4 separate regions of the Homo sapiens genome follow, and all the other regions are linked to region 4. A link is a loop called in an ENCODE intact Hi-C map of the cell type or tissue named here. Cell type or tissue: mammary epithelial cell. All regions are shown on one strand. Each heading gives the region's core, and the rest is flanking DNA. Links, peaks and the distances in the headings are about the cores only. Region 1 overlaps TBL1XR1 (TBL1X/Y related 1). Region 2 overlaps LINC00578 (long intergenic non-protein coding RNA 578). Region 3 holds the start of LINC00501 (long intergenic non-protein coding RNA 501). Region 4 overlaps LINC00578 (long intergenic non-protein coding RNA 578).

The links. A loop is a pair of places that touch in the nucleus more often than their neighbours do. Peaks named below come from ENCODE experiments on the same cell type or tissue, not always from the same donor. Only the 100,000 strongest peaks of a DNase experiment are listed, where the experiment ranks them.
Region 1: it touches region 4 in a loop (3-fold over the local background); 2 of 110 quality-filtered maps call a loop at or near these places.
Region 2: it touches region 4 in a loop (10-fold over the local background); 7 of 110 quality-filtered maps call a loop at or near these places.
Region 3: a loop joins it to region 4, with 4 times the contacts of the local background. A loop is called at or near these places in 2 of 110 quality-filtered maps.

Annotation. Positions count from the first base shown.
Region 1 is chr3:177,175,326-177,180,930 of GRCh38, forward strand. The region is part of intron 1 of TBL1XR1 (TBL1X/Y related 1); the gene reads right to left. Among named protein-coding and RNA genes, the nearest start is that of TBL1XR1, 19 kb to the right of the region's middle. In mammary epithelial cell, for the core only: no CTCF peak of the experiment used is centred there; DNase peaks (open chromatin) are centred at 2,616 and 2,736; H3K4me3 peaks cover 213 bases; H3K27ac peaks cover 1,625 bases.
Region 2 is chr3:177,594,501-177,600,105 of GRCh38, forward strand. The region is part of intron 2 of LINC00578 (long intergenic non-protein coding RNA 578); the gene reads left to right. Among named protein-coding and RNA genes, the nearest start is that of LINC00578, 160 kb to the left of the region's middle. In mammary epithelial cell, for the core only: no CTCF peak of the experiment used is centred there; DNase peaks (open chromatin) are centred at 1,521, 1,961, 2,631 and 3,131; H3K27ac peaks cover 3,465 bases.
Region 3 is chr3:177,291,477-177,297,081 of GRCh38, forward strand. LINC00501 (long intergenic non-protein coding RNA 501) reads left to right here and starts at 2,966. Exons shown (of 2, transcript NR_047465.1): 1 at 2,966-3,021. It also overlaps the pseudogene ASS1P7. RefSeq lists an enhancer at 2,196-3,395. In mammary epithelial cell, for the core only: no CTCF peak of the experiment used is centred there; DNase peaks (open chromatin) are centred at 2,985 and 3,825; H3K27ac peaks cover 2,609 bases.
Region 4 is chr3:177,445,597-177,451,201 of GRCh38, forward strand. The region is part of intron 1 of LINC00578 (long intergenic non-protein coding RNA 578); the gene reads left to right. Among named protein-coding and RNA genes, the nearest start is that of LINC00578, 6.5 kb to the left of the region's middle. In mammary epithelial cell, for the core only: a CTCF peak has its summit at 2,479; DNase peaks (open chromatin) are centred at 2,585 and 4,035; H3K27ac peaks cover 2,857 bases.

The DNA.
Region 1 (5,605 bases), core at 831-4,830, 270 kb before region 4:
CTCAAAAATGTGTTTGGTGATATTATTTTAATTCTCTCTTCCATGAAACAGAATGTAACAAATGCACCTGAACTCACAAGTTTAATGAATAAAATAGAAGTTTCCTCTTCAGATATCTAAAAAATATTTTGAGACTAATGTATTCAAAATTGAGAACGTGCCTGGAAAACGCAAATGTTTTAAGAAAAACCAGTGCAGGCAGAGATCAGTATTGTACACACTCCCTGTAATTTGGGTGAACACACTTAATTTTTTAAATTATATATGCAATCATAGGGTTAAAGAACATTAGGTCCAGAAAAAACCTCTCAGAGATTCAACATAACGTGTTAAGGATGAAGCAACTGAAATCCAGAAACAAATATCTTAAGTCACAAAAGGCTTATTCTACATGGCAACCCATTTACTTATTTTGGTGACCTAATGAAGCATTAAAATAATAAGTTATTCAGGCCAGGCGCGGTGGCTCATGCCTGTAATCCTAGCACTTTGGGAGGCCGAGGCGTGCGGATCTCGAGGTCAGGAGATCGAGACCATCCTGACTAACACGGTGAAACCCCATCTCTACTAAAAATACAAAAATTAGCCGGGCGTGGTGGTGGGCGCCTGTAGTCCCAGCTACTCAGGAGGCTGAGGCAGGAGAATGGCGGGTGAACCCAGGAGACAGAGCTTGCAGTGAGCCCACATAGCGCCACTGCACTCCAGCCTGGGCAACAGAGCGAGACTCTGTCTCTAAAAAAAAAAAAAAATTAATTAAAATAAACAAATAAATAAATTTGCAGCACTGATATCTGGGGGAAAATTTAAAAAGTAAAATAAATAAAAATCAATAAAATAATAAGTTGTTCAGAATATGTAACTTGTTAATTTTCTTGTTTTTTGTTTTTGAGATGGAGTCTGGCTCTGTCGCCCAGGCTGGAATGCAGTGGTGCGATCTCGGCTCACTGCAACACCTCCGCCCCCTGGGCTCAAGCGATTCTCCTGCCTCAGCCTCCCGAGTAGCTGCGATTACAGGCTTGCGCCACCATGCCTGGCTAATTTTTGTATTTTTAATAGAGACGGAATTTCACCATGTTGGCCAGGCTGGTCTCGAACTCCTGACCTCAGATGATCCACCCACCTCGGCCTCCCAAAGTACTGGGAATACATGTGTGAGCCACTGGTTAATTTTCTTAAATGCTAATATTATTTAAATGTTTGATTATGGCTGGGCAAGCTGGCTCACACCTGTAATCCCAGCACTTTGGGAGGCCAAGGCAGGTGAATCACCTGAGGTCAGGAGTTCGAGACCAGCCCGGCCAACATGGAGAAACCCTCATCTCTATTAAAAACACAAAAAATTAGCCAGGCGTGATGGCGCATGCCTGTAATCCCACCTATTCAGGAGGCTGAGGCAGCAAAGTCACTTGAACACGGGAGGCAGAGGTTGCAGTGAGCCAAGATTGCGCCACTGCACTCCAGCCTGGGCAGAAGAAAAACTCTGTCTCAAAAAAGAAATTTAAAAATTAGCTGGCTATGGTGGGGCACGTCTGTAGTCCCAGCTACTGACGAGGCTGAGGTGGGAGGATTCCTTGAGCCCAGGAGGTCAAGGCTGCAGGAGGCAGTGATCGCACCACTTTACTCCAGCTTGGGCAACAAAGGGAAGCCATCTCAATTTTTTGAAAAAGGAAAATAGCAGGGCTGTTGACAGAGATTACTGGTAGCATCCAAATGGGTCTGGTTCCGGTTGCTCCTAAATCCCAGCTGACTCAATGCTCTTCCCAATCAATCAGTCCACTTTTGGATTCCATATGCCAATGCCAATGAATACCCTTTTTAACTTAAGCCAAAAGTTTGCATGAAGTTTCTATCATATAACTAAAGGAGTTCTGACCCATGCACTTTGGGAGTCCAAAGCAGGCGGATCACGAGGTCAGGAGTCCGAGACCAGCCTGACCAACACGGTGAAACCCCATCTCTACTAAAAATACAAAAATTAACCGGGTGTGGTGGCGTGCGCCCGTTATCCCAGCTACTCAGGAGGCTGAAGAAGGAGAATCACTCGAACCCAGGAGGCAGAGGTTGCAGTGAACCGAGATTGCGCCACTGCACTCCAGCCTAGGCGACAGAGCAAGACTCCATCTCAAAAAAAATAAAAATAAAAATAAAACATTAACTTCTCATTTATGATTATCATCAGTACAAAGCACATTTTCAGATTGGTCCATCAATTATCCATTTACCCGTTTTTTCTATTATTTGACTCGATTGCCATCTTTAAGTATGGCACTCACATATGTCCCTGGGCTTCCAAATTTCAACATTTAGTAAAACCTCTTCTGACCCTCCCCTAAATGCTAACCTTTTAATAAATTATTTCCAGTACTCTAATTATAAGGATGAACCAATTTAAGACTACCAGCTAATCATGAAAACATACCTAAGACAACAATCCACTCAACTATTTATTACGAACCTGCTAGGTCCTGTTCTAGGTAGCTGCAGACAGAATGACACATAAAATAGAGCCCCTCCCTGTTCTCATGCAGTTTAAATTCTGGAGGGACGTTTAAAAAAAAAAACAATGATCAAAGTTACTTCAGAGAGACAAAACTGCAACGTGGAGAATAAGGGTCTGATGGCTGAAAACTGCCGCGGGTGGGCAGTAATTTCAGTGTAACCTCTCTGAGGTGTTGGCATTGGAACTGAGAGGGAATGACATAAAAGAATCAGCTATATAACAATCTCAGGGCAGAGTATGAGGCAAAGAACAAAGTAATTAAGACGCTGAGACAGGAATAAGCTTGTTCAGTGGGTGTGGAGCTGGAATGGCTGGGCACGGTGAACAAGGTGAAACAAGATAAGGTTTGTGAGGTGGCCAGGGGCCAGATCGCACAGCAGAGTTTGGGGAGGAGGGACCCTCATAGGCTAAGATGTTTGAACTTTATACTGAGTGTGATCAAAAACCCTTAAAGGAAGGGGAAAGAGAAGAAAATGACATTTACTGGGCATCTAATATAGTACCAGATTTTAAAAATAAGTATAAATGTTTCTTCTGTGCACTCTATAAAACAATATAAGCATTCCCGGAAAACTTGACTTTACACAGTCACATGCTAAAAGTAACAAGCACTTTATGAGAAAAAAAAAGGAAGACCATCCCTATGCCACTTTGTAACCAAAATATTAACAAAGGCAATGTGAATAAAAATACAAATAAAAATGTTTAATATTAAGTTCCTAATAAAGATACAACTTTCAGGTGAAGGAAGCACACTAAGCAGGTAATTCCAGCACTTTGGGATGCCCAGGCAGGCGGATCACCTGAGGTCAGGAGTTCGAGACCAGCTTGACCAACATGGAGAAGCCCTAATTATACAGGAATCCAGCGATCTATTGGAAAAATAAAGGAGATGGGACCATATTTTAAGACAAGTTGTGGAAAAGGTTCCAGGATCAAACTGGGTAGGGTATAAATATTCTTCACCCATGGAACTGCTGTGGTTTCTTTTCTTTTATAACCTGATTATCAGTCAGGCGCAGTGGTTCACGCCTGTAACCCCAGCACTTTGGGAGGCCGAGGCTGGTGGATCACCTGAGATCAGGAGATCGAGACCATCCTGGCTAACACGGTGAAACCCCGTTCTACTAAAAATACAAAAATTAGCCGGGTGTGGTGGCGGGTGCCTGTAATCCCACCTACTCGGGAGGCGGAGGCAAGAGAATTGCTTGAAGCCGGGAGGTGGCAATTGCAGTGAGCCAAGATCACGCCATTGCACTCCAGCCTGGGCAACAAGAGCGAAACTACGTCTCAAAAAAAAAAAAAAAAAAAAAAAAGATACTTGGGGCTGTGAAGAGATGGGGGAGAATCGCACAACAACCCCCTCCAAAAACTTCAAAGACTAAAAACATGGCCAAACTAGGCCAACAGGAAGAATTCACAAGTGGCCACCATGGCTTGTTTCATTCAGCTCTTAGTGTACTTTGAGCTCGACTATTGTTACCTGATGCAAAACATGAATATGCTGGGGAAAATCACGTATGAACCAGAGCAATCTCCTTGTTGTACTGACATAATTCTCGTATTTACCAATTACATATGAGCCTATTCCGGATACAGACACACGCTGGAGCACAACCAAGTATTCTTTTAACTTACGGTATCTGTTTTATTCTAACTAAATTCTTAAGAGATAAGTCATGGCATTTTGCAAATATGGGAACTGAAGCTCAAGAGAGGCAGGTAAAATGTATCCAAAGTTTCTCCCAGGAGTGAAGCTAAAGGTTGCAGAAGTTATTCCTAAACCCAACCTCAAAGTTGCAACTACTCTTGGGAGGGCTTCAAACCAAGACCTTTAAATTCTACCATGTGCATTCACCATATTTATCAAAGACCATTAGCATGCTGTTATGGTTCCTGTCATTACCAGTTCTCACTTGTAACAAGTCACTTCTATGTTGATTTGTCAGAACAAAGGAGCCAACCAACCGATATATCTACTAGCAAAATACACATGAATCATCTGGAAGAAAACGCAAGAAAGGCAAATGAGGCTAGATAAAATGAGGCAGCTAGATTCACCAGCATATCTGACACAAAAAAGGGAACAAACCAAGTAGAGAAGCAACAAATTAAAAAACATACCCACTACAGGCTGGGTGCAGTCGCTCATGCCTGTAATCCCAGCACTTTGGGAGGCCAAGGCAGGCAATCATGAGGTCAGGAGATCGAGACCATCCTGGCCAACATGGTGAAACCCTATCTCTACTAAAATACAAAAAATTAGCCAGGCATGGTGGCACGTGCCTGTAATCCCAGCTACTTGGGAGGCTGGGGCAGGAGAATTGCCTGAATCCGGGAGGCGTGGGTTGCAGTGAGCTGAGATCGTGTCACTGCACTCCAGCCTGGTGACGGAGCAAGACTCCGTCTCAAAAAAAAAAAAAAAAAAAAAAGCATACCCACTACAAGAAACAGAGCCCAGAGATACAAAAGATTAAAGTACCTACTTTAATCTACAGACAAGTAAACAAAGGGTAAAAAAGGGAAAAGCCCATAAATACGTTCATTCCCCCCCCCCCCATTTAATAGTACCTTGTCTGTTTTAACAACATTCAGAGGAAAACAAAAATGTTACTCATTTAAATATTACTCTCCTTGGAGTTTTTTTAATCTGCTGACGACTTTTTTAAACTTTTATTTTTAAATATTTTTTAGAATATCACTAAAATACTGTTGCAATCATTTTAAGTTCAAAGTTTTAAAACCGAAAATCCTATATTCTCTGACAGTAAATTCTGGTTTCTAGAAAGTAGCTCAAAAACAAATGCGTCATCCTCTACTTTGGAAGGTTCCAAATGATAACAGAATCAAATCTACCAAGACCCCTCATCCCAACCAAATGTCTCTAAATACCAAGATCTCAGATTACCCTGGAATTTTTTTTTTTTTGAGACGGAGATTTGCTCTTGTCACCCAGGCTGGAGTGCAATGACATGATCTCAGCTCCCTGCAACCTCTGCCTCCTGGGTTCAAGGGATTCTCCTGCCTCAGCCTCTGGAGTAGCTACGATTACAGGCCACCACGCCCTGCTAGTTTTTTGTATTTTTAGTAAAGACGGGGGTTTCA
Region 2 (5,605 bases), core at 482-4,481, 150 kb after region 4:
GACAGCCCTCCTGGTATGTTGAAGGACAGTAAGAAAGGGCTTTAGGATTTTTCTGCTTCTATATCATACTAGGCTCAGGGCCTAGTTATCAATAGATCAAAGGAGTATATTTTCTGACTATAGAAGATACAATATGATGTGAGTTCCTTAGGCTTGCTTTTTGATATTCTGCAAAATTATAGAATATGCTCTCTCTAGTTCTTGACATAGCCTGCTTTCGCGCCTATTTGCTGAAAAATGTTATTTGAATATCAGAAGCTGAATATTATTTTGTTTTTTCTCTTTGCTTTCCCTTTGTAACACTCTCCCCACCACTGGTGCAGGAGAAAGTCTCACTAAGCCTGGAGAGAAGGCACTTTAATATTTTTCACACTGTTATCCCTGTTAACACATCTTGCCTCAGTTGACAAATTTCTGCTTCTTTCACAGGGGTCAAACATCAGACTAAACGTGGAACAGTGTGCCTCAGACTAAGACTGCAATCATACAACGGAAATAAAATTGTTTTATTTAACCAATTAGTGACAAGGGAGCAATCAAGTTGTTTTCTTGGCACTGTGTATCCAATTCTATGACTATGATTTTCACCTTTGAAGAAGTTGCATTCTGTTTTCAGGAAGACAATCTTTGGTTGCCTTCCTCACATCATTTTCTGCCTTTTCAAAGTCATGACTAGCGAATATATTAGAAATTTTCTATATAAATCATAAATTTGCCTCTGAATATTATAACAATATTTTATTCATTTTCATACATCATTTGACTCTTCTGCCCTCATTATTTTGTTCTACTTTGATTGTATGTTTGGCCCAGAACACTGAGTGAAGGAGGCATGCAATTGCTGTTTTGAGGGTAACCAGCAGGCCAAAGTTAATTTACACTTGGTGGATTTCCAACTGCAGAGGAGTTGGTGAAATTGTCATTGGAGCTTTTATTTTGAAATATTATGCAGTTTTGTGCTACCACATGTTTAATAAGATTGAACTAACTGAGCACTTGCTACGTGCACAATAGAGAACTAAAAAAAAAAAAAAAAAGACCTGTCACATCACTATTTATTTCCTTCACGGCACTTATTGCATTATCTGATTCTCTTGTTTATTTACTTGTTTACTTACACATTGTCTGTCTTGCCCACTGGAAATGCAGACATTCTGCCCCTCTGTTTTTGTGGTTATAAATCCAGCACCTGGCACAGTGCCTACAACATAGAAAGGTTCAAAATATAGTTTGTTATCTGACAGAAAAAAAAGATGTTTATCTTCTCTGGTAAGAATGTTTTTCCTCTTTCAAATCTCCCATCTCATAAACTTTCCATTCCCAATCATCCTTTGGTTGGTTGAAGCAGCCATTTTCTCCTCTGATATCCCAGTGATGACTCTTAGTACTAGTCATTTGATGTATTATTATACACCAGTTTATAATGACTCTTTTATTCTCATTTAGTTTATGTTTCTCTTACATATCTCTGCACTGATACATGCAACAAGCATTTTGTGAAATGTCAAACACCTCTACAAGTATTGCTTATGATGACTGTTGTAAGCTCCTTGAGGTCAGTGGCGCTAGAATACAATTTCTCTTATTAAACCGTAGTGACTGATCCCTGTGTTATGTCGATGAATAATTAAAGTAGCAATGATTTTGTCTATATCTCTAGAGATGAGGACCAATCATAACCCCACCTCCAATTTGGAGATTATTCTCAACTGTATTTGCATCTTTATGTAAACCCCTCCTATTAGCTTCATCAAGAGGTTTTATCCCCTCCTCTTGGCTTTCAAACCAACATGAATTTTCAGCTGAATATAGGGCAGATTTGCTGTTCAGTGTCAACTTGCTTGAGGTGGGACTGGGAGCAATTCACTTGCTGAAGGAGACTACAGTGAAGTCTTCCAGAAACTCTGGGGAACTGGTCACATTCACAGGTCACAGGCTCTGACTCAGACGTGGCTTTGTCTAGGTTGTGGACTGCTGGAGTCTTTCCAGGAAGAGAACACCTTCCTTTTATCTTAAAACCATGCTGTGATTGCCCCAACATATTCCTGACTGCCCAAACCTTGTTAACTAGGCGAGCCAGATAGAATTTGAGTGCATGCTCATTAAGCATAGATGCTTGGATATACACATATACGTACAGCAAGGAGTCATGCCAGGAAAAGGTGCCAGACCCCAGTGCTGTGGAATTATACTGGATTTCTGTGGCAAAAGCATCATGGAAGACCCTTTTGCAAGGGAGTGGGCTTTGCCAGAGTTTTCATGCAGAGTCATAAGGATATTCCCTTTTAGCATTTGGCACCAGTTATTTTACACCAACTTGTGAAGCACAGTGCCAAGTTCTATTGCCTGGAATCTCCTTAAAGGTTTACTCAGATGTTGAAAGAAGCATCCAAAGTCATATTTTCTGTTGTTTATTCTTTTGCTTTTTTTTTCTCTTTGCAAATGAAAACCAGAGGTGTAAGTGTTCCATCCCAAAGGAGGAAGATTGTATCAAAAGCTATACCTCCTTCTGCTCACTCATACAACTCCCATGCACATCCCTTGGCTTTAATCACACAGCTTTCCACGCTGCTGACTATGCCAGGGCAACTCTGTTCTGCATGTCTGTATTGCTTCAGGGCACATTTCAGACCAGAACTGGATGGACTCACCTGGCTGGGTAATTTAGACATTTGTGGTTTGCAATGTTCCAGTGTGCTCCAAGCTATCCCAGCTTACTGGTTTCTTCCCAGGAAGTGGGAGAAGACTTTATCCATTTGTTTTCTGACAAGAGACATTATGGCCATAATTTAAGCAGTTTTCCAGAAGTTTGGCAGCAGAGGGTTACAATCTAGCAGGATTCGGTATTGCCTAAGCAAATTTGAATTTGTACTCTGGCTCACTCAGCCCATTTTAAACCCAGCAGCCTGGGGAGAATGAATCCTTATGAAATCAATGCGGTGGCTTCAGTTTCCTGTGGATGGCTTCCAGAAATGCTCCAGACATTGCTGAATGCTCTAGGTAGACTCTCAGTGCTTCGACCAAGGCACATTCAGACAAGCCTTTTTTGATTCACTACATATATTTCTGTTTAGAAGCGGCAAGGCTGAACTGATGACCCTGCAACGCGGTTTTGTTTCCCTCTCATTATCTATCTGGCTTCACAGGAAGTGAATGCTTGGCTGGTGAAGACAAAAAAGCTGTTCTCCAGCCTCATGCTTCATGGCTGGAACATAGCCAGTTTAGGCTTGTGAAGAGTCCATTAAAAACACACGGAGGCAGTTGAGGGATGGGATCTGTGTATGTACAGGTCTTTCAAACGTAGGCAGCCTATGTTTGGCTTATGGGGCTTGGAGGAGAGGCCTTCTTTGATGTGATTCTTGGATCACATATTGATTAAAAAAAAAACAACCAGAAGTCTAATACCCACTGTAATGCATCCAGCAGACAACCTCTTAGCATCTCTATAGAGACCTTTCCTCCTTTACTGGGTCACACTTAGGGCACATTTAGCTCTCAGATAACCTTAAATAACCCACAGTTCATTTCCTGTTGACTTCGTGTATCCTCTACTTCCTGAAAGGTTTTCTTCTTTTTTTTCAGTTGCCACTCATCGTTAATATGACATTCTCCAGGTCTTCTCCGCACTTCAGAATTCTCTTCTGGGCTTTTGAATGTTCTTGTTTTTTTGCTGAATTGTTTTTCCTGGGTTTTCATCTTCTCTTACCCTGTTCACAGTGGAGAGGGGACTACATTTCACCCCTGCTGTCTCAGAATGTTTCTCATGCTTAACATTCTATTTTCCTACTGACTTGGACAAATTGCATTATAACCTTTGATCTGGCACAGTTCAATCACATTTTGGCTGGAAATGTTTTACACATTAAAATGATGAAGGATGACTTTATTTGCCAGACAAAAGATGTTTAAAATGGAAAAAAAGAAAAAAAAAACTCAAAAAGGTCTTTCTGGAGCTACTGTATGAAAAAGACTCTTGAATATGTAAAAGCTTTTGGAACACAGAAGGGAGTCAGTTGCTTCACTTTAGAGTCAGTTTAGCAAAGGACGGATTTGTGGTGACTTGTCACGGCCTTGAGATTTTTGAAAGCAGGTCTCTCCAGAAAGCCTGTCCTTAAAGACAGAGTGGCTTCTTTCCCCTTTGGCTAAGACTGACTGCCAAATTTCACCAGGTTGCATACCCAATGGTGGAAAGTGCCAGCTTCTTGGCTTTGCATAGGCAAATTCCTACCTCCCTATTTTCTCTCCAGTCAATGCAGCAGTCTGTTTATGCTGTGCAGACGGATACCCACCAGACAGGGTTTTCTGAACCTACTAGTCTATTTAGGATCCAGTTTTTTTTTTTTTTTACAGTGCTGCAGCCTAATTAAGCTTGGCGATATCATTAAACTTCTATTCAATTCGATTACATTTTAGTTCAAATGTTATTGATGCCATCCACATGCCAGGACTGTGTTAGGCATTGGGGTGGGTGGCGAGAAATGGTCCATACCCTCACGAAACTTAGCGCCTAGCTTAATTTTCTCATATTTATCAATTTGATCCTGACGAACTAGGACACCAATATATAATGCTAAAGACTAGATTTCTTCCATCCATACTAGTTGAGTTGTATAACATGAGTGTCTTAAAAACAAATTCAGGGCCATCTATTTTGCAATTGGATATGTAAAATAATTTGTACTATGGCTATTGTGGGAAATAGGATTCAATTAATGACTTGTGGGAACACTTTGCCAATAATCATGTATGAGAGACTTTTCCCCAACTGGTGGAAGCAGAGGGGAGGGAGGAAGTGAGCTGATGACAGAATGTAAAAGCAGAGAGTACATTGAAAAACCCACTTCATATAATTAGTATAAAGTAAGGTAGAAGCAAAATAAAACAAAAAGTGCTATTCATTTTGGTCCCAGAAACCATTGTTGGTGAGGGCTATTAAGTAAGCATCCAACTTACTTCCTCTAGCTCGACTTCCAGAATGTAGTGATATTGGAAACTACCCTGTGGATTTTTTTTTCCCAAGCCACTTCCTTTTCTGAGGAAAGAGACCTATTCTATGCACACAAGTCAGTTCTTGTTCGTTTTATGTTTTAGCAATGTGGGCCCTTACAAATCTTTAAAATGACACAATAGATCTTCATATAAGAACCTTGACAAGTGAAGCTGTGATACAAGCAAAGGGCAGAAGTGGAAAGGGTGTGGGAAAGAATGGAGCAAGAGGAAGGAAGGGTGGGGTTGGGGGTCCAGGGATGCTCCACGTGCGTGTGCCCTCATAGGTTAGACATTAGGAAGGCTTCAGAAACACCATACATTTGGGCAAAGCCTATACTCTTCTTTATTTCCTTCCTGCACAAACTTACATACCACCCCGTGCCTACTCTACCTACCACCCTTCACGATTCCACACCTCCTGGCAGGCAGTGCTCCTGTAACAAACCCCCCGACATCCAGGCTGCTTATATTTCTGTCTCAAGTGAATACGTTTCTAAAATACTGAGTTTGAATAAACAACACAATAAAGCAAGATTTAAAAATATGTTTACATTTGGCTGTTTGCCCTGGTTTGGGGAAGGGAGTAAGTATAGACTTTGTTATTCCCTCAGAATCC
Region 3 (5,605 bases), core at 938-4,937, 150 kb before region 4:
TGGCTAGGCTGGAGTGCAATGGTGTAATCTCAGCTCACTGCAGCCTCTGCCTCACGGGTTCAAGCAATTCTCCTACCTCAGCCTCCCGAGTAGCTGGGATTATAGGCACACCACCATGCCTGGCTAAGTTTTGTATTTTTAGTAGAGACGGGGTTTCATCATGTTGGCCAGGCTGGTCTCGAACTCCTGACCTCAGGTGATCCACTCTCCTCGGCCTACCAAAGCGCTGGGATTACAGGCATGAGCCACCACACCTGGCCGACATGACATTTTAATGACGGAAATGAAGGCGGTTTGATGGGAGGTGGAAGAGCTCTTTAGGTGGTAGGTGAAGTGACTCTGCCAACTGACAGAGCCACCTCTGTTTGACAATGTCTATGTGAGCCAGGTCCTAAAAATAGGAAGCACTCAATGAGCATTTTTTAGATCAGCTTTTCCCAAAGTCTATTTCATGGAATACTCTCATTAAATGCTGCAAACAAGAAGGGTTCTATGGTCAGATAAGTCTGGGAGACACTTTAACTTCCTCTTGGAGATTCGCAAAGTACAAAGGTGTTAAAGGCTCTAAGAAATCATACAACAAAACAAACAAATTTGTCTGGCTCAGTGTTGCCCAAGCATAGTGAGTGTATCCCTTTAAAAAACATATAACTCTTCTTTTTGTAACTCAATTGTAATACCCCAGAATTAGTATTCTAGGGAACACACCAAGGGAGCCACCATCCTAGATAGTATCATAGACCAGAAGTTACCATTCCTCACCCAAGGCCCCTTTTGTTGTATTCCCCCACAACCTTTCTTATTGTTTTTGAGATGAAGTCTTGCTCTGTCGCCCAGACTGGAATGCAGTGGTGTGGTCTCGGCTCACTGCAACCTCCACCTCCTGGGTTCAAGCAATTTTCCTGCCTCAGCCTCCCCAGTAGCTAGGATTACAGGCGCATGCCACCACGCCTGGTTAATTTTTGTATTTTTAATAGAGACGGGGTTTCACCATGTTGGCCAGGTTGGTCTCGAATTCCTGACCTCGTGATCTGGCCCCCCTCGGCCTCCCAAAGTGCTGGGATTACAGGCATGAGCCACTGTACCCAGCCTGTTCTCCCCTTTTTTCTCATGTTTTGAACATCTTTTCCTAGCAAATAGAAACATATTTATCTCATTCACAGAGATATGTAAACATAGCAATGGATAGGCAATATTCACTGCCACAGGTTCCTTAATTTCAGCTGTTCACCCCTGTGCTTCCCTGCAGGTCAATTCTACTATGGGTATTGTTTGGATATTACCACCTGATAACAGTCTGATCCACAAGTTTCACCAGAGCAATGCCAGGGGTATCATCAACAGCCAATTAGAACTTGGGCAACATGAGCTAGTCAGCTGGAAGACTGAATTGATCTAATTTTAGCACAAAGCAAAGAAATATGATGTTACGGTTAACTTGTGTAAATAGATATATGGTGCAAGTACAATTGTCGTTAGAGTTTTTTTGTTTGTTTGTTTGTTTTTGAGATGGAGTCTTGCTTTGTCGCCCAGGCTGGAGTGCAATGGCGCGATCTCGGCTCACTGCAACCTCCACCTCCAGGGTTCAAGCAGTTCTCTGTCTCAGCCTCCCGAGTAGCTGGGATTACAGGTGACTGCCACCACGGCCAGCTAATTTTTTGTATTTTTAGTAGAGACGGGGTTTCACCATGTCAGCCAGGCTGGTCTTGAACTACTGACCTTGTGATCCACCCACCTCGGCCTCCCAAAGTGCCAGGATTACAGGCGTGAGCCACTGCGGCCAGCTAGAGATTTTAAAATGCTAAAAATAACCCTAGAATGTCTTGCCCACTTCACAGATCCCTCAGAGTCCAGGCATTAGGGGTGGGAAAGTGCCACAGTAGGCTATTCTACAAATGGTATTCTTGTGCCTATATAACATGCATTGATTCTGTAGTCAAGTTTCTATTAATCTAAAGGAGACTGGGTAACTCTCAAGATTTCAAAAAAAGTGATATTACAGAAAGTATGAAAAAGTAAGAAAATTATAAAGCATGGCAAACCCTTTGGTCTTTAAGCAGAAATTTTTATTTTCAGTCAGTTGAATGTAAGGGCTTCAGAAGGATCGTCGATGAATCATGTTGTATAGGTGACAAAGCAATCCTGCGTTCATTATCTCACTTCCTTCTCCCAGGAATCAGGTGATGTCTCATTAGTACACAATCTGAGCACTGAAGAGCGTCACATTCTATAATTTTTAGGAACTTTTTGTTGTAGATGTTAGAAACCCAACATAAACTACCTTATGTAAGAAGGGCAACTGATTGGAAGGATTCTAGTATTTTCTTTTTTTTTTCTCTTTGAGACGGAGTTTCGCTCTTGTTGCCCAGGCTGGAGTGCAATGGCGCTATCTTGGCTCACTGCAACCTCCGCCTCCCGGATTCAAGCGATTCTCCTGCCTCAGCCTCCCTAGTACCTGGGATTACAGGCGCCTGCCACCACGTCCAGCTAATTTTGTATTTTTACTAGAGATGGGGTTTCTCCATGTTGGTCAGGCTGGTCTGGAACTACTGACCTCAGGTGATCTGCCCGCCTTGGCCTCCCAAAGTGCTGGGATTACAGGCACGAGCCATGGCACCCAACCGATTCCAGTATTTTCTTTTGATCTGTTTTTTGTTTTTTAAATAGAATTCTAGGAATAATTGAATAATCAAGACACAGGAAGAGCAGAGATGCAGCTGGGTTCTGAATGCTGAAAGCCAGACACTAGAAGGTTGTCAGGATTCTTCTCATCTCATGTTCCCCTCTGAATGTTGGCTTCACTCTCTCATTTCAGAGTGGCTTTCTTCTCTTAGTGGAGGACATGCTTGCCAGGAGCATGTGAGTTCATATCTATTAATAAATGTGGAGCCAGTGAAGAGAGATTAGTTCAGCTTGCTCGTCATCCCTAGGCTATGAGCCACAAAGCAGGACTGTGGCCCAGCTTAAGTCCAGTGCTAACCTGTGGGTGAATGAACAATGACCGGGGAACAGGGCCCTAAGGTATGTGTAAAGTGACTCCTGTGGTAAAAATGTACCTGAGTGGGAGTTGTGAGAGTCGGGGTGGGGAAGAAATACATTCTTAGAAAAGACGTGTTAGGCAGGTAATTCTATAGGTATGCACTCCATATTTATGCATTCTGGATGGACATATTGTGCATATATTATGGAGGCCTGTCAGCAGAACCCCAAGTCCATGCTAGCTGAATTTATGCTCAACTATATGAGGAGAGTAATTACTTTGTTTTTTCTTTCTTTGAGATGGGGTCTCACTCTGTCACCCAGGCTGGAGTACAATGGCTCAATCTCAGCTCACTGCAACCTCCACCTCTGGGGTTCAAGTGATTTTCCTGCCTCAGCCTCCAAAGTAGCTGGGATTACAGGCATGAGCCACCATGCCCGGCTAATTTTTTGTGTTTAGTAGAGACGGGGTTTCACCATGTTGGCCAGGCTGGTCTCGAACTCCTGACCTCAGGTGATCCACTCACCTCGGCCTCCCAAAGTACTGGCATTACAGGCGTGAGCCACTGTGCACGGCTACATATTAATGGAAACTCCACAGGTCAGTACCTCCAAATCTTCCCCATCTCACATCAAGAATGGCACAGGTTTGTTCTTCAGCTCCTTTTTTAAGGGTAAGACTGGTTAGAAAAGGTCTATAAGGAAATAACTCATGACCTGGAGGAAGAGGAGACATTGTTGTGCCTGGACTATTTCCTTATAAGACAATTGACAATGAGATAAGGATGAGGGCTTGGGCTGGACTTCAAACTCCCACGACCTAGCCGGTTACCTTCCCAGGAAGGTGTATCTGCAGATGTCTCAACTCCTCCTCCAGGAGGGAGGGAGAGTAAATAAAGGTGTGGGAAAGAAAAGCAACAACTCTAGGAATTAAAAGGAGGAATTAGTTGGTAGGAATTGTTTGGTTCCCAGGTAGGTGTTGGGTGTAGCCAGGCCTCCACACCTACACATTAACACACTGATAGGCAACTATAGAACCAGATATCACTTCTTTAGGAATTTGGTGACTTGGGCTGTTTCAATTTTCTCTAATCATGTCCTTTTACTTTTTTTTTTTTTTCTGAGATGGAGTTTTGCTCTTGTTGCCCAGGCTGGTGTGCAATGGCACGATCTTAGCTCACTGCAACCTCTGCCTCCCGGGTTCAAGCGATTCCCCTGCCTCAGCCTCCTGAGTAGCTGGGATTACAGGCATGCACCACCACGCTTGGCTAATTTTGTACTTTTAGTAGAGACAGGGTTTCTCTGTGTTGGTCAGGCTGGTCTCAAACTCCCTACCTCAGTTTATCCATCAGCCTCGGCCTCCCAAAGTGCTGGGATTACAGGTGTGAGCCACCACGCCCGGCCAGAGCATTTTTAAGCTCACAGCAAAATTGAGAGAAAGGTACAGAGATTTTCCATATACTCCCTTCCCATACACATGCATAGCCTCGTCCATTATCAACATCCCCTACCATAGTGGAACAGTAGTTCCCGTCGACGGACCTGCATTGACACACTGTTGTTACCCAAAGTTCACAGTTGCATATGAGGGTGTTGTACATTCTATGGGATTGGAGAAATGCATGACATGCCTTGAATTATTGAACATTATTGAATTATACAGATTATTTTCACTGCCCTAAAAATTCTCTGTGCTATGCCTGTTTATCCTCCCCCTAATCCCCAAGACCTGACAACCACTAACCTTTTTATTGTCTCCATAGTTTTGCCTTTCTCAGAATGTCATATAGTTGGAATCATACAATACATAGCCTTTTCAGATGGTGTTTTTCACTTAGTAATATGCATTTAAGTTTCCTCCATATCTTCTCATGCTTGATAGCTCATTTCTGGTTAGAGCTACTTAATGTTCCATTGTCTAGATGTACCAGAGTTTGTTTATCTATTCACCTACTGAAAGACATCTTGGCAGGGCTTAGTGGCTCACACCTGTAATCCCAGCACTTTGGGAGGCCAAGGCAGGCAGATCACCATAGGTCAGGAGTTCGAGACCAGCCTGGCCAAGATGGTGATGCTACTTGGGAGTCTGAGGCAGGAGAATCGCTTGAACCTGGGAGGCAGAGGTTGCAGTGAGCCAAGTTCTTGTGTGGACATAAATTTTCAGTTCATTTGGGTAACTACCAAAGAGCATGACAGCTGGAGTGTATGGTAAGAATATGTTTAGTTTTGTTGGAAACTGCAAACTGTCTTCCAAAGTGGCTGTACCAATTTGCATTTCCACCAGCAGTGAATGAGAGTCCTCTTGCTCCACATCCTTGGCAGTATTTGGTGTTTTCAGCCTTCCAGGTTTTGTTCATTGTAATAAGTGCGTATCTCATTGTTGTTTTAATTTGTATTTCCCTGATGACATATGATGTGGAGCATCTTTCATATGCTTATTTTCCTGTAAATCTTCTTCCTTTTTAAATGTATATTTTTAAAATTGTCATTTTATAGCTCCCCACTGCAGCTGCCCCCAACCCTTCCCTTCGCTGACCACTTTTGCAGGCTTCATGGGGGACCAGGGAACAAGGCTGGAGCCTGGCAGCCTTACTACGCTACCAGCCAGGGAGAACAAGTAGCAATT
Region 4 (5,605 bases), core at 660-4,659:
TTAAAACATAATTGTGAAAGGCAGACAGACTTTTATTTACTTAGTACCATATTATAATCACAGTGATTTAGGCCACAGGCTTTACTTGAATAAAACAAAACCTTGGGATTATAAGTATAAATGTGAGTCCAATGCTTTAATTTGCTAATTATGCTTCCTGGTGATAGAGGGAGGCTTATCATCTGTGTGGGTGGGGTTTTATTATGTTATTTTATTGACATGAGAAGAAGAGGCTATAAAAATGGTGCAATATTCCCACTTAGTACACAGATTTTTTTAAGCCTGAAGTTAGTAATTATGAATAAAATTAAAATCCATTGCATATTAGTTGTAGAAAATAATATATAAACTTAATTACATCTTCTAGGTAGCAATTATTTATTCTATACTAGTCATCACTAGAGAAACAAAATACATAACAAAGAGGTATTTATGAAAAGGATAGAAGGAGAATTATAGGGCTGTAGAGCTGGGGTATAGTATCTTAAAGATGACATTGTTGTTGTTTTTTGGATAGGAAAATAGAGTCTGAGAGTGCTTAGGTAGCTTGTATAGGTCACACAATGAGCAGTGGCACAGCCCAGGGTAGAGAAGCCACGACTCCTTATTGCCCAGGCTGGCGAGTTCCTCAGTGAGTTGTTATTCAGTGCAGCAATTAGCTTGGGCAGACTCTGGACTGTAAAGCAGGAAGGGGCCTTGATAATAGCAATCGAGAGACCAAAAAGCCAACTCACAAGTCTTTCCTGAAGGAATAACAAAACATTTTTTTTCCTCAGTGTTTCGGTTTCCATGTCCTATGGCACTACATTAATATAATGTATTTAGGGAACTGAGAGGGTTTTCTTATGCAACATATCACAATAATGTCCGTCAGTCTCATGAATGAACTGTGAAAGGATCGCTGACCTCAGGACAGCTTGGCAGTAAGCACCATTAAGCAGCCAGACTTTATTCACACCAGCCTGGAGTAAAAATAAGGTTCTCTCCAAGTTAATGACCTTTTTGTGAATAAACGGAATCTCTGACAGTGATCCTCAGCACATCGTTTTCAAGACACGTGAACCACTTGTTTTTGAAATAGAGCGACATGCTGAAAGCCTCAGGGATAAATAGCACTTAAAACATAAAAACACGGCAATTCCTATTGAGCCATCCATCCCCATTGGCGTACCAGAGCCGGAACCATATGTGTGAATGGCCTACAACACGGGCATGGGGTTATGATGGATGAAATACTGAATGCGAGTGCCTCTGAAAAAAAAATCAAAGATGAGAATCCCAAGTCAATCATTGTCCTTCTAAGGAACCCGAACTTTAAAACCCCTACTACCGTTTTTTCTCTTTTCCATAAACACTGTATAATATTAGCTACCCTTTATTGAATAGCCTTCACTGTGGGCTGGATGATGTACCATGTGCACTACCCTAAATGGGTTTTGCAAAGACTCTCTGAAGAGTCCTTATTACCCCCATTTTACAGGTGAGGTTTGGAGAAGTTAAAACATTTGCTACTACATCATACAGCTCACGTATAAACCTAGGTTTGTTGGACAACAAAATCATCCTCTTTGTGACCAAATAATAGCAATAGCATTATTGCTATTATTATTATCTTCTAGGAATAATCCATTTAAAAATCAGACAAACAAGTGTTTTCCCTGACATTAGATCACCAGCTAAGTCAGTAGTGGAGGAACTGACGGACTTGGGAAACCTAATATCAATTCCAGACCTAATACACAGTTTAAAAATATTGAGAATCAGGCAGCAACCTTTATTCGGTCATTTGGATAAAAGTACTGTTATTTTATAATAAAATGTTTCTGTGCTTTTTTTATATCAGAAATATGCTTAATTATTTGGTCATTTCTGACTACCAGATGACATAGTGGCTCCTCAGCTGGTTAAGACTGATTTTCTCAAGTTTATAGCACTAGGGCTTAATTAATTTGCACATTCTGTACAGAATTTGGAGAAGAAAATTCTTAAAAGTTAATGGGCTAGTTTTATATTTAGTCAATATATCTTTAGTACAACTCTGGGCAACAACATTTCATGTTGTATAGCTTAGTGCAATAATAATAGTAAAAGAGAAGTTGTTGATGGCTATAACTAAGGTTTACATTCTGGCTTAAAGCTTTTGCTTTCTGTTTCTTTATATTAAGTCTGTTGTTAATGGATGGGAAGGATTTTGCAGGCCTGGATGAGGTTGGATGTTCAAGTAAGGACACCGGCAAAGCAGGTGACTAGAATCTGATTGAGAAGTTTGGTATTGGAGTCAGTCCTGAGTTCAGATTCTGAGTTTGCCACTTTTTAAAGCTATTTAACCTTTAACAATGTAACCCATCTGTGCTACAGTTTCCACATCTGTAAAATGGGAATCATAATACCTACATGATAAGATTGTGGCAAAAATTGAATGTCTCAGCTTGGCCCAAAGCAAGAGGGCAGTGAACGGTAGCCACTATCAGGAGGTGCTCATGTAAAAGACTTGGAATCTGGCTCCTCAAAGTGAGGACCTGCCCTGACCTGCTCCAGCTCCCGGAAAGGCAGAAAAGCCTGGCAAAGAGCCCACTGTTGTTCTTAGGCAGGCCTCCTCCCCTGCTTTGCACTGAGCTCATCACTCGGGCTGTACTCACCTGGGTCACAAGGAAATATGTAGATGGTAAGTCCCAGAGTCAAGTACAGGTATTTTCCATTTTCATAGCAACTTGTATTCTATTGGGTACACAGTGGTTGTGTGGTAAATATGTATTGATTTTATGTATAATGTGCAGGGCAGAGCTTCTTTCCCCTGGCTATGAGTTGAGAATGGTAATAGGTAGATGAGTCTGCATAATAAAAAATATGGGGCACGTGGAGAGGAAAAAAAGGAATGAGTCTTCCTAAGAGTGAGTATGAGAAATAAGATTTTCCTACAAACCCAACACTGTTATAAAAAGAACAAAAGTCAACCCAGTAAACATCTTATTACCTTAATGAACACTAATTTGATACTTGTGGAAATGCGCTTCAGATTGAGCTGTAGTGTACCGTGAGCCTCTTCAAGAGAACTATTCAAGAGAACTGTGCCGTTTTTGAGGCATTTTTATAGTAAAGCTGGGTTAATTGTGCATCATTTTTATTCATTTCTTTCTACTTGGCAACACCCAACTAAGATAATTTGAGTTAGTGGATGCAGGATATTGAGAACTTCTGAAGCTAGTTTTCTTTAAACTACTAAAAAAATTTATATTCACATAGTTTGGGGTCCTTCTGTCAAAAATGGACAGAGCCTAAAGCGTATTACTTTAACACACTACGTGTACAAGCAAAGCTACAAACACCTATGGAGTAAAGCTGGTCAACTGGGCTGAGGCCAGTCCATTTTTCAAGCTTTTATAAAGATTACTTCAGGTGACAATTTTTACTGAAAACTTGTTTTGTTTTGGTTAACAGTAGTGATAGATTTGTAGATAAACTGAAATTCAAATGCTTATTCATGCTTCAATAAAACCCCTTGATAGGTTACGAGTTTCTTCTTGAGAATAGATTTCCTTACTGTGAACTACTGAGTATTTCCTGTTTTAGGTCAGATTGTAACTACCGCGAAATGATCTATTAGAAAAATTTGGGTCCTTCTAGTGCCAGAGGAAAGAAATGCACAATTAAATACACTCAGATACAAAAAGCAACTGAAAGACAAAGGAGAAGAGAATAGAGAAGAGCCTTATGGTCCTGACATTTTATTTTTGAAGTGTAAGAAAATGACATTTGAGATTTTAATGTGGTTTTGTCTGAGCTCAATCTAAGATTTTACTTATTTCTACGTAACACGTCATCATTAGTTTCAGCTGACCTCATTGCCACATGCATAGCTGAGGGCTTGTGGAAAGAAATCACAGGGATTTCCAGAAAAGGTGACCTCACCACAGAAGCACAGGAGCAAGGAGACCGAGGAAGGCTTCAGGGCTGAGAAGTGAAGTTAATGGGATGAATTCCTGTAGAAAGCTGCAATGTGCTGTAAACAGGGCCAGACTTGCAGTGGCACCCAAGCAATGAACAAAGGCAAATGGGTTGGGAGACTGTGGTTGAGCCCTTTCCTCAGGCAAATCTCCTTTCTCAAGGCCTCAGTTTCCTTTTGACTCAATGTGGCAGTTGGACATAGCTGGATGTCTAAGTTTTCTTTCTCAATGCTGTGGTTCTGGGTGACCAGGTCAAGAGCAGACTCTATTTCTGTTACGCAAGATCAGAGCTCAGGGCCCTGCACCGTCACCTGCTGTGGCTATGAACCCTGTGTCTGCAAAGAAAAGAGATGGGTGGGGAAATTGCATAACTATGAGCAAAATTGCAGGTCAGGTCTCACCCCTGTTCAGGAAATGGAAGGGTTTCCTTTTATCTTCTTGCATAATGGTATTAGCTAAAGATGAATTTATTATAAATAATAAAACAGTCAACATCTATTGAGTGGTTATGATGGGCCAAGTGTGACACTAAGGATTTTTCATGCACTGTCTCATTTACTTCTCACAATAACCCTTTGAAGGAAGTGCTAGCATCATTCTCATTTTTATATACAGATAAAATTGGAGGCCCAGAGACAGAGAATAACCAGCCTCAGTTTCCTAGACCAATAATGGCAGAACTTGTATTCAGACCCAGTTTGACTGCAGAGCCTGGGCTATTTATTGATTTATTTTGAAGTAAGGGTTGCACTCTGTCACTGAGGTTGGAGTGCAGTGGCACCATCATGGCTCAGTGCAGCCCTGACCTCCTGGGCTCAAATGATCGTCCAGTCTCAACCTCCCATGTAGCTGGGGCCACAGACATGTGCCACCAAGCCAGGCTAATTTTTGTATTTTTTGTAGAGATGGGGTTTCGCTATGTTGCTTGGTCTCAAACTCCTGGTTTCAAGCGATCCTCCTGCCTTGGCCTCCCAAAGTGCCGAGATTACAGGTGTGAGCCACTGCGCCTGGCCTGTACCATCTTTTAAAGTCTCATGGCCCAACAGGATGCAAGTTAAATACATATTGATACAATCACCTGGTGCAATTTTATTTTTGGAAAAACAACGGATGCTTACAGGCAAATAGAAATGTTCACTGGGGTCAGGCATGGTGGCTCACGCCTGTAATGCCAGCACTTTGGGAGGCCGAGGCAGATGGATCACCCGAGGTCAGGAGTTTGAGACCAGCCTGGCCAACACGGTGAAACCCCATCTCTACCAAAAATACAAAAATTAGCCAGGAATGGTGGTGCGTGCCTGTAATCCCAGCTTCTCGGGAGGCTGAGGCAGGAGAATTGCTTGAACCTGGGAGGCGGAGGTTGCAGTGAGCCAAGATCACACCATTGCATTCCAGCCTGGGTGACAGAGCAAAACTCCATCTCAAAAAACAAAACAAAACAAAAACAAAACAAAACAAAACAAGAAATATTCATCGGATGGCAGGATTATGGGTGGTAACTCTTTTTTCTCTTCCTTGGTGTTCCGTTAATGCTGTCTGTGTAATGAGAAACAAAATAATAATTTTAAAAACCCAAGGAAATAGATTTCTTCTTTGATGTACTCCTTGTAAGAATTTGGCTTCCAGTAAGCCACGTTCTTCTGAGGAAGGGCAGAGAACTT